Regions from separate parts of the Homo sapiens genome. Here region 1 is linked to region 2. Evidence: chromatin loops called from intact Hi-C (ENCODE). Cell type or tissue: endothelial cell of umbilical vein. All regions are shown on one strand. Links, peaks and the distances in the headings refer to the core of each region. The heading gives the core; the rest is flanking DNA.

Region 1 (8,000 bases), core at 1-8,000, 120 kb after region 2:
TACAGTCATGCACTGCATAACAATGTTTCAGTCAAAGACGAACCACATATAAGATGGTGTTCCTATAAATTATAGTACCGTATTTTTACCGTACCTTTTCCTATCTTTTGGCATGTTTAGATACACAAATACAGCAGGTCCTTAAGTAGTGTCATTTTGTTCAACATTGTTTCATTCAACACTGTTCAGTTATAATGCTGATAAGAAAAAAAAAAATCAGTTCCCAGCCAGGGCCACTGTCTTTGTGGAGTTTGCACATTTTCCCCATGTGCACATCCCAAATATGTGCACTTTAGGTTAACTGGCATGTCTAGATGGTTCCAGTCTGAGTGAGCGTGGGTGTGTGTGAGTGCACCCTGCAGTGGAATGGCATCCTAGCAAAGTTGGTTCCTGAGCTGCTGGGATAGGCTCCAGCCACATATGACCCTAAACTAGAATAAGTCAGAAAATGAATACAAATTATTGTCAACTACAAATTCATTGAATAAACAGTAATCATATAAATGTATCATAATGAACGATACAGTACAAAAGTATGTGGTGACCTGCCATATTTGTTATTTTGTTTTGGTTTTTTGGTTTGTTTTTTAATTATATGGTAACAGGAGGTGCCCCTTACAATTTTTGCTTTACAAACTTCATTCCTTGATTTAACCCAACACCACTACGGCCACTGTTACTCATTGATTCACCAAAAATTGGGTAAAAATTGTCTTACTTGTTTTTATTAATCTTTTAAAAATATACATATAACTCATGCTTATTTCAAAGTTTAGTTTTAGAAGTGTTTATGTTTGGTTATGTTTTTGTGACCAGAAGCATATTGAAGCCAGTAAGTAAGGACTTACTATACTTACCAATGTGTTACAATGGCCTCCAGTATTCAATACAGTCACATGCTATACAGGTTTATAGCCTAGGACCAATAGGCCATCCCGTATGGCCTAGGTATGTAGTAGGCCCATACCATCGAAGTTTGTCTAAGTTCACCCTATGACATTCACACAATGACAAAATCACCTAACGAGCATTTCTCAGAACGTACTCCATTGTTAAGTAATGCATGACTATATATACATATATATAGAAGCACTTACATCATTACTGCCCTGTACCATGCTCCAATGCCAGAGAAAGCCTAAACACATCTGCCTGGCTGGTGCCTGTACTTGGTCATAGTTTAAGAGTCAATTCTACAATAATAAAGTTTACCCACTTTGCTTCACAATACCTAATACAGATTTCAAATTTCAGGTCTTTTTTATACTTAAAGCCTGTCAATAAAAATTTAAGTAATTTGTCATTCAAAGTAAATTATCATAACACAGAATGAACTACGTGCGAGGTAAACATTATCCAAAGGCAATGGAGGGATCCGTATCAATTACGATGGATGAGCAAGGTATTACAAAAATAAAATTAATAAAATTAAGAGCATTATCCTCACAAAACCACCTGGGGAAGATTTCAAGCAAAAGCACCCTCTGTATTTGATAAGTTCATCCGATGTATGAATTTGACTAAACTCTTTATAATGATTCAAATGGAATTGATGAGACAGATGTGTCTCTGTCTTCCTGTGTTTGTTTTTGTTTCTGCAGAAAAAATACATGGAAGATTTATAAGACATTACAGTGTACTGTTTAAAGCAATGATAGGAGAGAGCAGGAGAATAGCATGGCCCCTACAAAAGCAACTGCTGACACATGTTCTAGTGGTCAGTTAGAAACATCAGATGTCAGCATCTTCCAAATAGTAACAGACAACGCCATTTAGGCTGTCATTTTCACTAAGGTACCTTGGAAGTTCTCACTACCAGGGTATGTATACCCAATACATTACAACTCCAACTTCTAACTTATTTTCATTTGCTTTGTGGCAATGTGCAGATCTGAGTATTTCTAATGAGGTGTTTTAAAAATAAATCACTTTGGTTGATAAATTATGTCAATTAGCTCTGAAATAAAACTCATATGCATGAACTTGCCTATCTTGCTGAACAAGCTCCCATCTTACTACACTAAGGACTGCAGAAAAGTGTTCATTTAGACTCAACATGTAAAACAAAAGAAATTTGACTATTCTGGAACTTTGAGTAAAAAGCTGACAGCCTTTTTTGACTGTTCAAAGTAACATCTTAAAATATTACAAGGTACATTCAAAAACTGTTTTTCTGCCAAACAATGAATTTAATATTGGATGTGGAGGCATTCACTAACTCCCTTCCTGCCCTCAAAATGTACTTAACTGATAACTACTGTGGATGTCACTAAATATGATTAGTAATACTACTTTTTTTTATTATTATTTTTTGATACTGAGTCTTGCTCTATCTGCCCAGGCTGGAGTGCAGTGGTGTGATGCTGACTCACTGCAACTCTGCCTCCTGGGTTCAAACAATTCTTGAGCCTCATCCACCCAAGTAGCTGGGATTACAGGCATGCACCACCAAGCACAGCTAATTTTTTTGTGTTTTTAGTAGAGATGGGGTTTCGCCATATTGCCCAGGCAGGTCTCAAACTCCTGGCCTCAAATGATCTGCCCACCTCAGCCTCCCAAAGTGCTAGGATTACAGGCGTGAGCCACTGCACCCGGCCAGTAAATAAAAGTTTTTTATTTTTTTAGACAGAGTCTCGCTCTGTCACCCAGGCTGGAGCGTAGTGGTGCAATTCTGGCTCACTCCACCTCCTGGGTTCAAGTGATCCTCATGCCACAGCCTCCCGAGTAGCTGAGACTACAGGCACGCCCCACCACGCCCAGATAATTTTTATATTTTTAGTAGAGAAGGGGTTTTGCCATGTTGGCCAGGTGGTCTCGAACTCCTGACCTTAGGTGATCCATGCACCTCACCTAATACAACTTTAAAACAAAATTTCCTCCTATTTCTCAAGTTTTCTGCACCCATATAATCAAATGCTGCCCTGAAACTACAAGACAAACTATTTAAAAAGCTATTAAAGTTCCACATTGTAATTTTTATCATGTTCTGACAAGAAAATAGTATTGATGCAGCAAAAAAGCTATTAGAATCTTCGTATCTTTGAAACTTTGAACTTTTTTAATTTTGCAAACAAAATATATAGAAATAAGTTTTAAGATGAAACCAAGTGAAGATTGAAACATAGATTTCCACCTTAAATTTAACGTACCAAATACAATAAACGTATATAACTGAACACTATTCTTACCTGTTTTATATATTGGGAGTCTGATTTCATGGGATAAAGGATTCTGTTACTAAGAAGATCTGAGAACTGCTGTATGCAAACGTGCAGAGTCAACTGGCACTATAGTCAGAAAAAGACATAGGCTTCCTTCTCTGCCATGTCCCAATGACGTACAGTGAGAATTTAATTGCCCAAAGTCTTAATTGCCTTACTAGATTATTAATATTTACTTTATCAGGTATTATGAGCATTCAATATAAATGATGTCTGTGAAGCCCAAGACTGGACAGAATAGGCACTCATTAGTTATTCTCTTCTTATATGGCCTTACATGTGTGTATTCACCTCAACATTAAATGAAAATAAGAGACAGAATGTATTAACTAGAATCATTTAAATTTCAATGTACAAATTCACAGAGCAAAACTGATTTCTGATTAGAATTCCTTTTGACATTTTTCATAATCTATGAACAAAAGAACTTACAGTAATATCTCAAAGTAACATAAAACTTAAAAGATATAAGCACTTTTTAAAAAAGAAAAAAAGATATAGATGTTGTTTTCCAAAAAGCACTATCAACAACAACCATAACAAAATGTCAGGAAACCATGTTATAATGAGACTATAGGAACATCTTGTAAATGCCAAAGAATACTGACAAATTATTTCCCAACTTTCCTTCTGGGCTCACAGTCCTATACAGATGAGCCTAGGGGAAGAAAAAAAAAACACCAACCAAAAAATCTAAAGACAAAAATTAAAACTGAAAGAACTGTTCCTCTGACAAATCAGAGTAGAAAGTTCAGGATTTAGGCAGAGTTTTCACACACTAATAACCAAAGACTAAAATGGAAAGGACTTTATTTTTGAAGGGAGTATGGGGGCTGGGAACCTTGGCACACCAAAATGTGAGATATCTAAAAGTGAACTGGTTTGCCAGAGTTTTTGTGGTTTGCTGTTTTCAGTGTCTCTCCTTTTGCCTTTCTGATCGACATCACCCTAGTCCTATCCCTCATTAACTCACATCTGGATTGCTACAATAACTTAACCTACTACCATTATACTAATTTTCCTGCAACTCTGCTATCTAACCATGTCACTTCTGACAAAAAAACTAAAATGGCTACCCTTCCTAACACATCTCAATTGGTCAGCTTCATATTCAAAGCCTTTCATGAAGTGATCATATCTTCCTATCTCTATTTTACACAAACCTACTTCTCAACACGATATTTTCTCAAACTGTCTCATTCTTGCCATCACAATAGCACTGATTTTGCATCCATATTTTGCTCATACTGTTATATCAACTTAAGATAACTTCTCTACTTCTGCTTTTCACCCATTCATTCGGTCATATAAGCATCTAATAAGTGCCTACTGTGTGTCTGGCATCAACTTAGTGCTAAGAATACAAACATGATTAAGATCTAGCTCTTGTCCCCAGGGAATGTAATGATAATTATGAGTCAGACATGTAAACAAATCGTTAGGACACAGTGTAGTAAGCACTGTAATATTGTGTACAGGGTACTATGGAAACACAATAGGCGTAGTGAGTCACTGCAAGAGAAAGTAAGACATGAGGAGAGCCTGGTCCAAGAGACTGCACAGTAGAAATAAAGTTTGAATTGAGTCTTAAAGGATGGCAAATGCAGGACAGAGGGACAGGGTAAAGGGGTAATTGCTTTTTTTTTTTTTTTCTTTTTTGAGATGGGGTCTTGCTATGTAGCCCAGGCTGGCCTTGAACTCCTGGGCTCAAGCAATCCTCCTGCCTCAGCCTCCTGAGTAGCTGGAACTATTGGTGCATGCCATACTACTTAAGATGAAAATGAAAATGCATGTCATGTTCCAGGAACTGCCAGAGATACAGCACAAATGGATTGCAAGGAGCAAGTGGGAAAGGCACATTCACAAGGACTTAAAAGTCTAGCTACATGATGAGGGGCCAAGGGTGATTTCTAAGCAGACAGTGAGTGGCATGATCAGATGTGAGGTTTCTAAAGGCTTGCTTTGAAAGGACTCTCCTTTCAAAATCAACAGAGCCCTCCCTACTATCACAATCCTCACGTTTCCTTCCTTGCTCCCCTTCCCACTTCAGGTACCAGAACAATAACAGCTGCCATCATGGAACATGTGATGTCCCCTACACAGTGCCAGAAACTTCCAACGTGTCATCTCATTTAATCTTTACAACATCTCTATAATCAAGGAACCTACAGTCAGAGAAATTAAATTTCTTACTCTGATGCACGTAGTTTGTAAGTGGTAAATGAAATCCAAACCTAACTAACTTCAGATTCTGTGGTTTCCTACGAATATGCCACACACGATCCCAGCCTGAACTGCACTCTCCTCACCCTCTCACTATTCCACGTTTGTGTCCCCTCTGTTTTACCTATCTTATAATTTGCTCCGAGACCCAGTTCAATGTCCTGAGTGGCCACAAATTAGTTGTGGACTTACACTGAGCAAGTCACTTACCTTGGCTAGTTCCTTCACTGAAATTAGGTGGCCACTCAGATCATTTCCATTATCTCCTGTCACACAATCTGGGTTAGTTATTTTTATTATTGGGCCAGAGTTTTGCTCCTGTTGCCCATACTGGAGTAGAATGGCATGATCTTGGCTTACTGCAACCTCCACCTCCTGGGTTCAAGCAATTCTCCTGCCTCAGCCTTCCATGTAGCTGGGATTACAGAGTTATTAATACAAACCACAAATGCTGGTATATAACAGGGCAAGTGGGCTTATCCAGTCTGGGATGCCAAGTTCCACCATGATGTAATGTATTAATAACCCATCCATCAATATGTATTCAGAACATCTCTCAAACCAGGAAGCTGAGCCTGAGTTAATAACAGCATCAACAATGAAGCTTCTCCCTTATCTCTGAGTAGGTTTCTTATTTTGCTAATACAGCCTCCTCAAAGCATGGATGTTCTGCCTGTGAAGACCTGAGCTAGAGGCCACTTCACTACCAGATGAGTCTAAGAAAATACACACGCACTAGGCTGCAGGGAACACAATAGAAGCAACTGCCTATGCATAACAAAAACAGAGCCTGTCATATCATAGTCATCTTGCAAGAAAATCTTCTGTGAGACGTTTTTTCCCAAGGGGAGAAAATTTTACATGTTATAAAACAGAACAACATATAGATATTACCTTCCTTGAAGAGCCCTTGCTGCTTTGATTGCAGCTGACAGGCTTTTCCTTTAAAATACATGTAAACATGTAGGTAGCTTTTTGTTGGTGGCTTTTTGTGAATTTTTTTCTACCCCATTAATCACCTTCTTTCATGCTCCAGGGAAACCAAGTAGGTGGGCAAAAATTCCTGGATGTTTTTGGGAAGGTACTCACACCCACACCCACAGACAGAAGAAATATTTCAAGTCTACATAAACAGTCTTAGGAGATAATTTGGGTAACAAGAAACATTAGTATAAGTAAAGACAAAATATTTACATATTGAGACATAAGAAGACATTACAGAAAAATGGGAACCGTGTATAAGAACTAAAAAACTTAAACCTGAATCCTTTAAGATGTGTTTTCACACACCAGACTCCCAAATCACCAAATCCATCATTCTTCATTTCAGTGAGTATTTGCTGGAGACAGAAAACAATATGAATCTCTATTATCAAATAACTGTCTAGAAGAAACAAAACCAGACTTAAATATACACCTGCCAAGCAAATTGAAATAACCATAGATGGGTCTTTATCACAAAAAGCAATGATTTCAAGAAGCAGACACATATAAAGATGTACAAAATGCAAAGCATTGTAAAATTCAGTCACCCTCAATATCCTTATGTTACAGGTATGAAATAGAACAACTGACCAAAAACTAGCATCCACTCAACTACACAAGTCAGCAGGCTTAAGATAAAATCCTTAAATTGCCTCTAAGTACACTTCCAAGAACTTACTACATTTAGAACAGAAATGAAGTAGCCAATAGAGACGAACTTTTAGAAAACTACATCATAGACAAAAAATAAATATGAAAGAGAACCTCTTTTTAGAAGGATCAAATATACTCAATGACATAAACTGATGGTTTATTTTTAAAAAGAGATGAAGTCTGCTATTATCTGTCAAACAAGAGCAAATCCTTCTAAAGAGGACTTCCAATTGTGATTCAATTCCTTATGCATTGAACTGCACATAAAAATATATAATATGTTTAGTTAGAGCACATAATATTTATGTAAGAAGGAAAAAAAGAACATCTCAATAGAGATTAAATGAGCATGATATATATGACATATATTTTCAACTTCCCAACCCTTCAGGCTTAGGCTACAGTTTGACAGCTGTCAAAAAAAAAAGTATGACAGAGTCTTGCTCTGTCACCCAGGCTGGAGTGGAGTGGTGTGATCTTGGCTCACTGTAACCTCCCCGGGCTCAAGCAATTCTCCTGCCTCAGCCTCCTGAGTAGCTGGGATTACAGGCGCCCACCATCATGCCCGGCTAATTTTTGTATTTTTAGTGGAGACGGGGTTTCACCATGCTGGCCAACCTGGTCTCAAACTCCTGACCCCAGGTAATCCACCCACCTCGGGCTCCCAAAATGCGGAGATTACAGGCGTAAGCCACGGCACCCGGCCAGCTGTCAAACTTTTAAAATAAATTTCTATATGGTTTGGGATAGTCAGGAAGTTTTCAGAGAGTCAGGCAACCTAGTGAAACGAGAGACTGGCCTGCCTCATGAAATCTGCTTACCCATCAAAGATAGCAAAGGGAGTGGTAAGGAATGAGGGCTGACCAAATAAAGTCCCTCACCACATCCAGAAAGCTGTGAAACAGACATCATTGTGCC
Region 2 (10,262 bases), core at 49-8,048:
GAAATGAATAAGAAAGAGGATCTAGATACCAAACTCTTTTACATCTTAGAGTGTATTTCTCAGCCACTCTCCATGGGCACTAGAGAAAATATTTGTTGAGACCAACTTTGAATGTTATCTACTAGCACAGTGCTAGCTGAAGTGAGTAATATCTAGACAACTGCAAATCTTGGTATAAACTATATTGTCTCTTCTCCTAAGGAGGCTAGTGACAATAATTCAGAGAGGTGGCTGTCAAGAAGGCTTTGGTTCCTGCTAGAGATTTAAAAATTGCTAGAGCTTTATAAATACACAATCTGTCCAAAACAACCAACCCTTCTTCTCAACATTGAGGCCTACAAAGGCCCCCAATAAATAGCTATTTGCTGACTAAATATATGAATATTCTCCAGATTGTTCTGTGGATGACAACAACATAAGATAATGAACAAATCATCCAGGGCAGACATAAGTGTCAAAGGTTCTAAAAACTTCGGTTCATGCATGTCATGGAGACCAGTGTGGGCTGACTGGGATAGCTAGGGATGGCTTTGTACAGAACGTGGAGTATGAACTGGGTGTTAGGAATAGCTGGGGTCTGAATACAGAACCCAAGAATGGTAGGGGCAAGACAGGTTGCTGCAAACTGGCTGACACCTATTCTAAAATCTCCAGCAATAAAACCTGAGGAATAGAAAAGAAACTCCAACTTTCTCATCCAAGGCTTGATTCTCTTCTACTCTGCCCAGGATTCAAACAAATTACACAAATATTCTTCTCTCTCAAAACTCAGAGTCTCCAGCTACAGCTAAGGTTTCAGTTCACAGAGACGGTATTTAGAATTTTCCCTTCTAGTCGCTGGTGCCTTGTGGAGGCTGAGGTCCTGTCCCTGAGTCCCATCTTTGTTGTGCAATTCACCACGGTCCTGCAGGAACAAGGAACAGGGCCCTACAAAATAAAGTCTTGAAGGAAGATTTCATTTTAGTGCAGATTGCTATAGTTTATTATATGTTAAAAGTTGGAACAGATGTTTTCATCTAGCATCATTTTGGGACAGTGATAATAGCAATACAAACACATAAGTAATGCTTACTATTTGCCAGTCGCTGTTGTAAATCCATTATCTCATTAAACTTTTAATCTTTAAAACAACTTTATGAATTAGGTGTACTGTTAATTTCCCCATTTTACAGACAAGAAAACACAGGCATGCGAAAGTCAGGTAACATGCTCAAAGTCACACTGCTAGTAAGTTGCAAAGCCAAGGTTCAAAACCAGGCCATATGACTCCACAATCCATTAGCTCTTTGTTACGTCAGATTAAAAAGTACCATAAAAAACAAAGACAAATTCACAACACTGAATGAATTCAACATGCAATCAAAAGTTATTTATCAATGACCATTATAACCTAGCCAGATTGTAGACTATTGGCCTACATCGATAAATTCAAGTCACAAAAGACTCTGAACAAATATTTCTAATTTTTCCCAAGATGTTAGTTCTGGAAGGACTGCCAGAGGTCATCTGGACCAGGGGCAGCAAATGGGCACAGGCCCCTGGGCACCAGACCCACCAGCAGCCTCTTTTATGTGAACAGTGCAGGATTTAAAACATATTTTTAAAATGTAAACGCCTTAAGGCAGGCACTCCCCAACTTTTCTCAGTTCCCACCTCTTCACATTGCCTTATTCTGGGCTTCTCCACACATCCAAACAACTGTCTGGCTCAGGCTTGACGCCCCTGCTCTGGCCTCATCCCTTACCTTGCTCAGGGACAATATCGACCCCTTTTACCAATCTGAGAATTCTTCTCTAGTGCATTCCTGAGGTTAAGAGAGTTCTAGTGGCCAAAAGTTGAGGCTTAGGCAGGTTCCCAGGGCCAAATCCTGGCTTCTATTCATCAAAGCAGTTACTTTGCTTTCTGTGATCCTTAGTTTCTTAATCTATAAAATGGAGATAATATTAAAACACTTACCTAGTAGGGTTATTAGAGTTAATGAATTATCTAGGGCTCAGAACAGCACCAGGCACATAATATGTACTATACAGATATAGCCATAATAAGAACAATAATTATTGTTTTAAAAATTATTATTATCTCTGAGTGAGCACTAATCATTTTTCTGTTGTTAAAATTACTAACAAACACCATATGAGAAAGATGAAATTTTTGCTTCAATCCATCTAATTAATTATTGAATCATTATTTTACAATTTTGTGGAACTCTTGGCCTAATCCAGGTTCATGCCCGTATTACCAATAATTACTTGGATGCTATTAATTATTTCATATTTTTGCTGCATATCTGGAAATTTCCTTCACATACAGATTTTCTTACCAAATGTTTCAATTTTTTTTTTTTTTTTTTGAGATGGAGTCTCACTCTGTCACCTAGGCCGAAGTGCAGTGGCACAGTCTCAGCTCACTGCAACCTCCACCTCCTGGGTTCAACCGATTCTCCTGCCTAAGCCTTCTGAGTAGCTGGGATTGGTGGCAGGTGCCACCATACGTGGCTAATTTTTGTGTTTTTTAATAGAGATGGGATTTCACCATGTTAGCCAGGCTGGTCTTGGACTCCTGACCTCAAGTGATCCTCCCGCCTCAGCCTCCCAAAGTGCTGGGATTACAGGCCTGAACCACTGTGCCCAGCCTGTTTCAAAATTTGTGAAACAGAGCAAGACTCTGTCTCAAAAAAAAAAAAATTGTGAATTTAAAACTTCACTTTCAGACAGGTAGGGATCTTACATTTCAAGGAAAAGGTAAAGGTAAAGATTTAAATGTATTCTTAGGATTACCTTTAATTAACACATGGCTTTTCAAAAAAGCAAAAACAAAAATCTATTTGCTTTTCCATATGGCCCAAATAAATATATATTTTTTCAAATCCAGACAAAAGTCAACTTAATACTACTCAGTAACAAAAAGGAATAAACTACTGATACATACACAGCATGGGTGAATCTCAAAGCATTGTGCTAAAACAAGCCAGGCACAAGAGCCCAGATACTACGTGATTCCATTTAAATGAATTCTAGAAAAGGTAAAACTACAAAGCAAGAAAGCAGATCAGTGGTTGCCAGGGACAGGGACTGACTGCAATGGGCCATGAGGATACTTCTGGAGGATGAAAGAAATATTACTGTGGTCAAAAGTAATCAATTGCTGGTGAGGCTCAGTGGCTCACACCTGTAATCCAGCACTTTGGAGGCTGAGGTGAGCAGATCACCTGAGGTTAGGAGTTTGAGACCAGCCTGGCCAACATGGTAAAATCCCATCTCTACTAAAAATACAAAAATTAGCCGGGACTGGTGGTGCACACCTGTAATCCCTGCTACTTGGGAGGCTGAGGCAGGAGAATCGTTTGAATCCGGGAGGCGGAGGTTGCAGTGAGCCGAGATCATGCCACTGCATTCTAGCCTGAGCGACAGAAAGAGACTCTGTATCAAAAAAAAAAAAAGAAAGAAAAAAGGCCAGGTGTGGTGGCTCACACCTGTAATCCCAGCACTTTGGGAGGCTGAGGCGCATGGATCACGAGGTCAGGAGATCGAGACCAACCTGGCTAACACGGTGAAACCCCGTCTCTACTAAAAAAAAAATACAAAAAAATTAGCCAGCCATGGTGGCAGGCGCCTGTAGTCCCAGCTACTTGGGAGGCTGAGGCAGGAGAATGCCATGAACCCAGGAGGCGGAACTTGCAGTGAGCCGAGATCGATCGTGCCACTGCACTCCAGCCTGGCCGACAGAGCGAGACTCTGTCTCCAAAAGAAAAAAAAACACAAAAAAAAACTCTATTGTACACTTAAAATTGGATTGTATACAAAATGTCTCAATAAACTGATATAAAAAAGAGAAAATCTCAAAAGAATATATTTCATAATTCAGATACTTTAATTCAAATGTGCAACCTCAAAGCAACCACTGGAAACATACCAGTGTTTGCATAAGTTGTGTGATAAAACCAGGCCTGACAAAACCATCTCTGCTGGTTTGGATCAGCACTAAGTGGCCAGCTCAGACCTTTGGGCAGAGACATCACCCAAGCATTGCAGGAGGAGCCCTCTTCTGGAAACCTGTTTTGGCAATTTACAAAAAGTAAAAGATGCTTTTTGAAATGTTTGCATAGGAGCATGAATTTTAAACCCATCTCAGACTTTTGTTCTAGAAAGTGAGCGCTTGAATTTTCATCTGATCCTCCCCAAATTTGTCCATTTAGAGTGTAACTCCTTGTGTTGGTGAGGATAATGCTCTACGTAGAAGTTCTCCAACCACAGAGCGGAAAAGGACTGGGGCATTCCCACCGGGTGTGGCCAGGAAGGCTGAGGCCCTGGAAGTCCCCTTTGTTCATTGTTGCTTTTGCAGCTCACAGTCATCACCCAGGGGACTTTTCTTTCTACAGTGCTGTATAAATCATTTCACAGAATGGTCATCTCCCCACCCAACCCCCCAAATAGAATTATAAGTAACATGTTGATTTTTCCCTTGAGTTCCATCATTACCTTAGTTTACTTTCAGAAGGAATGTCTGGCATGTCATCCTCTTTCAAACTCACTTATGATAAAAACTGAAGTACTGGCTGTTAACATGCCAGCAATGGACAGGGCTGTTGGTCCCAGTTCCCTGCCTTTTAAAAAATCTCCCCAGATAGTTCTAATTATGTCAGCATTCACATTACAATTTTAAATGTAAAATATAGCAATCAGGAAAAAAAAATTTTTTTAACTCCCCTTTGTTCTTAATTGGTAAAGGAAAATGTCCATAAATGGAAATGGTTCAGTGTTTCCTGGATCGTCTGGGTAAATTCTCTGAGGCTGGCCAGACTCCAGAAAACAATGTTCTCTGAAGCAAAACCCTGGCTGAAGTGGCAAGCTTCCATTTTATGCAGAAACATATGTGGTGTGCCCACAGCTAGTTTTCAGGGAGCGGTAGAGGCCAGACCAGAACTGAAGTAATGCCGTTTATTTATTAAAGGGACATGATCCTTTTTCTGTGGTTGGCTGATGGTACACCTGGGCCAGAGATGTGGTGGGAAATCAACACATGAAGAAGAACTTCATTTGCATCTTTTTTGGTGTAGCTATTATAGACAGAAATATTCAAATCAATTAATAGTTAAACAATACAAAAAAATGAGGCTGGATGTGGTGGCTGACGCTTGTAATCTCAGCACTTTGGGAGGCCAAGGTGGGTGGATCAGTTGAGATCAGGAGTTTGAGACCAGCCTGGCCAACACAATGAAACTCCGTCTCTACTAAAAATAAAAAAATAAAAAATAAATAACCCAGGCGTGGTGGCATGCACCTGTAGTCCCATCTACCTGGGAGGCTAAGGCAGGAGAATCACTTGAACCTAGGAGGCAGAGGTTACAGTGAGCCGAGATCACGCCACTACACTCCAACCTGGGCGACAGAGCGAGACTCCATCTCAGACAAAAAAAAAAAAAAAAATTGGGAAGGAGCACAGAGAAGAGGGGCATAAGCTGATAGAAAGCAAAATAGACACAGAAAAAAATCAGAACAAAACAGAGGACAAAAGATTCTGAGAGAGGGACATTTAGTAGATTTCAAGGCTGTGTCAGTTGTTGTGTTCCCTTAAACTGAAATTTGGGCATCCGTGCATCTGTGAAATGTTGATTAGTAGATGAAACATTGCCCATGGTTCCTCAACCATGCTTATGCTTGGACCATAGATATTCGAATTTGAATGAGAGGCAAAGGAGACCACTGCAGTGAAAATCTTGTCTCCATTGCAGTGGTGGGGGCCAGGGCTGTATCACATGCAGCCTTGACAAGATAAACTAGAAATGAGAGGTGGCTACCCTTAGATCAGAGATCCTACCTTTGCCTTTGTAAGGAAGAAATGAATTCAGGAAACAGTGTTTCTAAATGTATTTCTAAATTTAAATCTGAATTTTTCCACCTTTAATAATTTAAATTACAAAGTCTGAAAAACTCTATAGCATTTAGAAACCTGTCCTCTGCCTTTAAATGGGAAACTTTGGGTGTGTTTTCAATGTCTGATAATAATCTTGACAATTACAATACTAATAGCCAAACTGTAGTGAATATTCTGCATACGCCCAGCTCAGTGATGAGAGCCTTTATAGGGATTATGGAGTTCACTGTTCACCACCATCCCATGAAGCAGGTGTTATTATTATCCTCATTTTGAGGTTACCCAGGCTCCCACACAAATCCACACCGATACCTCTCTCTAGAATTATTATTCAACTACAATATAAAAACAAATTAAGCCACTCACTGAACAAATACGCTCTATAATTTAAAAAATCTTTCATAAAATATGACATGCCTGTTCCTTATAACATACACTGTATGTTCTATAGTCACCCCTCTGCAGCAGGTAAGCAATAAACAAGGTTTGGCTATTAGGGGTGCATTTTCCTTGTCATATTACCTTTGTTATTCTTCAGCATATGACAGCTTCGATTCTTATGCAACATCCTTTTATGTCATCCAATCAGATCTTGCATGGTTTTCTGTTGGTCTGATACCTTAATCCAGATATAAGAGTACGTTATTAAGTAATTCGATTCTTGAACGCCTTAGAACAACTGGAAGTTATTTTCGGCATAGTGATAATAGTCTGAGCTTGTGCAAGAGCTCAAGAATTTAGTAGCTATATCTCCGAACTCAGCTTTTCTAGGGCTGGGTTACACAGAAATCCCCAAACATTCCTGGGTGGTTCTTTTGCAGGAAACTTGCAGATTGGTTATTCCACTGCGCTCTAATGATGGAGAGAGCTACAAATAATCACAGAAAAATCTAGAGACCTTCCTCACTAACCTAAAAATTTCTCATAGTCTCAATATGTTTATTTAGATTAAGTAGGAAAATTAATTCAGTGATTCAGACAACTTAAACCAAAATGACACATTTGCCTCACCACCTGGCTGTTTTAGGTGAATTTATTTTAGGCCTGAATTATTTGGACAACTATTTCAGTGCTCTGTTTTTTATTATATGAATACAAAGTAAAACAAGGTTTAATTGTCATTGCTTTATCAAATTAACTAATGCCTTTGCTATTTTCTTTTCTCAGGGTCCTCTATTAATACAACCCTTATAATTTACTTCGAAAATTTCAGCTTAAGCAGAATATGGCTAAGTGGTTTTGCAACAAAATTGTTTATATGGAATTGAATACATCTATGTGCCTCAGGTAAACATAAAGTGGTGTGAAAGGAAAATAAATCATGGGACCCCCAAATCACTAAGCCAAAGGGAAGAGTCAAGCTGGGGACTGCATTACACAAACCTGCCTCCCATTTTGTTTCTAAATAAGATAGTTACAAAGATAAAAAAGCTACACACCTCTCTCACAATTTGCCCACTAGGAAATTCCTTGTGGGCCCCAAGATCAAGTTCTGTTGAATTTCACCCTGACAAGGTAAACTGATAGCTTATCTTTATGGGTACGGGACAAAGGACAGAACTTAAAGTTATCCCTCTACTCACCTGAGACAAATGTATATCTGATCACTTCCTCTGCCCTGTATTTTATCTTATGTAAAAATGCTGATTCGCTGAGCTAAAGGAATACATAAGTGACTATTCCTTTACCCACCCTTACATGTGAATGGCTAATCGAAGACTCAAAAGAATGCAACCGTTGGCCTCTTATCTATATACACCTTCAAAACATTCCTTCCTTTTTTCCTAATATCCGCCCTTTCCCCTTTAAATATTGAAGTTCTCAAAATCATTTTTGGAGAAAGGCATAGGTCTGTCTTCCAGGTGTAAGATGCCCTTAACTTTGGCTTCTAAACTTCTAAATTGATTGAGATTTGTCTAAGATACTTTTTGGTTTACAGTGGATTACACTTATGCTAAAAATTCTACACACACATGGATATGTATTACTTGAACTCTAGGTAGAAAATCTCCTTTTAAGAAAGATTTTGGGGGCTTTGGTTGATTCGGTTTTTTTGAGATGGAGTCTCACTCTGTTGCCCAGGCTGGAGTGCAGTGGTGTGATCTCGGCTTAGCTGGGACTACAGGTGCCCGCCACCACGTCCGGCTAATGTTTTGTATTTTTAGTAGAGATGGAGTTTCCCCGTGTTAGCCAGGGTGGTCTCGATCTCCTGATCTCAGGTGATGCGCCTGCCTCGGCCTCCCAAAGTGCTGGGATTACAGGCGTGAGCCACCGCGCCTAGCCAGTTGATTTGGTTTTTAGATTTTAATCTTGCACTCTCTCTCTCTCTCTCTCTCTCTCTCTATATATATATATATATATATATTTTTTTTTTTTTTTTTTTTGAGTTGGAGTCTTGCTCTGTCACCTAGGCTGGAGTGCAGTGGCGTGATCTCGGCTCACTGTAACCTCCGCCTCCCAGGTTCAAGCGATTCTTCTGCCTCAGCCTCCTGAGTAGCTGAGACTACAGGCGTGTGTGTCCAGCTAATTTTTTGTATTTTTAGTAGAGACGCGGTTTCACCATATTTGCCAGGATAATCTCGATCTCTGGACCTCATGATCTGCCCGCCTTGGCCTCCCAAAGTTCTGGGATTACAGGTGTGAGCCAACGCACCCAGCCTATTATCTTTTAAAAGGGGTGGGGCAGGGGGCGGCAATTCTAAATCTTTGGACCGTTTGAGGCCTGATGTAAAACCCATGTTAGAAGAAACTGTCTCATTGTTATCTGCGTGTTAATCTTTCTTGCTGGAAATTTCTGAAGAATTTTTATTAACTTGATAAATACATTTATTTTAATAAATATTATTTTAATGAACTTCCTCTTAGAACCAGATCTTGTCTAATCAGTCAACCACATTGTTGATTTTTCTTCTGGAATACAGACAGAGCTGAAACAGTGATAACAGAAAATGCCATGTTGATTCAGACCAATGTACCCTTACACCGAACCAAGCTGTATCTGACAGAAGCACCAGTGGATGTTTTGGGAGTGGGTTGCTCTCATTACACCAACTTCAGTGTTTAGGAAAACAGTCTAAAAGATCCTCATATTTTCTAATTCACATGCTATGGAATTATCATCCACAAATTTAACCAACTCTTTTAAATATTTTTAAAATATATTTTCTAGGTGTTGTTGGTCTGATAAATAAAATCAACTTTTATTATATTATTAATACAAGGACCTCACAATTGTTACTGGTTTTAGTGCTTTAGGATTTGCTAATCCTTTTTTCCAATCTCTTAAGGTTTTGTTAACTTTATCTATATGTTTCTTTGCCTTTCTGGCTGAAAAATCCTTTTAGACTCTTCTAGTAGCCTGTCCTGGCGATGATTTTTGTTTACTTTCCTTAGGAAGTTTCTAAGCTTTCCCATGTGTCTTGACAAAGAAAGATCAGATTGTAAAAATTTCTCACATTTGAATACACTTGTATACTGGGGCATAACTCTTTCTGATGGGGGTTGGGGGGAGTTCCAGACAGGTCACCTAGTATGATTAAGCCCAGTGCTGGCACCTGGCACAGGACAGTTCAGAGAGTGGGATTGGCAGAGCACTGAAATTCAGCACAGAGTTTCCCTTGCCATGCCATGCACCCTGGCACAGGCCTGCGTGCATCTAGAGGAAGGAAAACTTTTCTCTAATTGCTCTGCTTAGAGAGGCTCTCTTAACTTAATTTAATTTTTTATTTTTGTGGGTCCATACTAGGTATATATATTTATGAGGTACATGAGATACTTTGATACAGGCATGCAATGCGTAATAATCATGTCCTGGAAAATGAGGTATCCATCCCCTTAAACATTTGTCCTTTGTGTTACAAACAATTCAGTTATACTCTTTTATTTTTATTTTTTAATTTATTATTATTATTATTATTTTTTGAGACAAAGTCTTGCTCTGTCACCAGGCTGGAGTGCAGTGGTGTGATCTCAGCTCACTGCAACCTCCACCTCCTGGGTTCAAGGGATTCTCCTGCCTCAGCCTCCCAAGTAGCTGGGACTACAGGCGTGTGTCACCACACCAGGCTAATTTTTTGTATTTTTAGTAGAGATGGGGTTTCACCTTGTTGGCCAGGATGGTCTCGATCTCTTGACCTCATGATCCGCCCACCTCAGCCTCCCAAAGTCCTGGGATTACAGGTGTGAGGCACCACACCCGGCCACAGCTTTTTTTTTGTTTTTTTTTTTGTATCCATTAAACCTCCCCACTTTTCCTCCACCTCCTGCTACCCTTCCCAGCCTCTGGTAACCAATCTTCCACTCCCTATCTCCATGAGTTCAATTGTTTTGATTTTTAGCTCCTACAAATAAGTGAGAACGTGCGAAGTTTGCCTTTCTGTGCCTGGCTG

The links. A loop is a pair of places that touch in the nucleus more often than their neighbours do. Peaks named below come from ENCODE experiments on the same cell type or tissue, not always from the same donor. Only the 100,000 strongest peaks of a DNase experiment are listed, where the experiment ranks them.
Region 1: a loop joins it to region 2, with 4 times the contacts of the local background. A loop is called at or near these places in 3 of 110 quality-filtered maps.

What each region holds. Positions count from the first base shown.
Region 1 is chr1:183,057,267-183,065,266 of GRCh38, reverse strand. All of the region lies in intron 1 of LAMC1 (laminin subunit gamma 1), which reads right to left. Among named protein-coding and RNA genes, the nearest start is that of LAMC1, 38 kb to the right of the region's middle. RefSeq lists a silencer at 4,623-4,672. In endothelial cell of umbilical vein, for the core only: no CTCF peak of the experiment used is centred there; DNase peaks (open chromatin) are centred at 4,586, 5,076 and 6,167; H3K27ac peaks cover 2,837 bases.
Region 2 is chr1:183,175,022-183,185,283 of GRCh38, reverse strand. No RefSeq gene overlaps it. Among named protein-coding and RNA genes, the nearest start is that of LAMC2, 6.1 kb to the left of the region's middle. RefSeq lists an enhancer at 4,164-4,283. In endothelial cell of umbilical vein, for the core only: no CTCF peak of the experiment used is centred there; DNase peaks (open chromatin) are centred at 4,403 and 4,793; H3K27ac peaks cover 1,439 bases.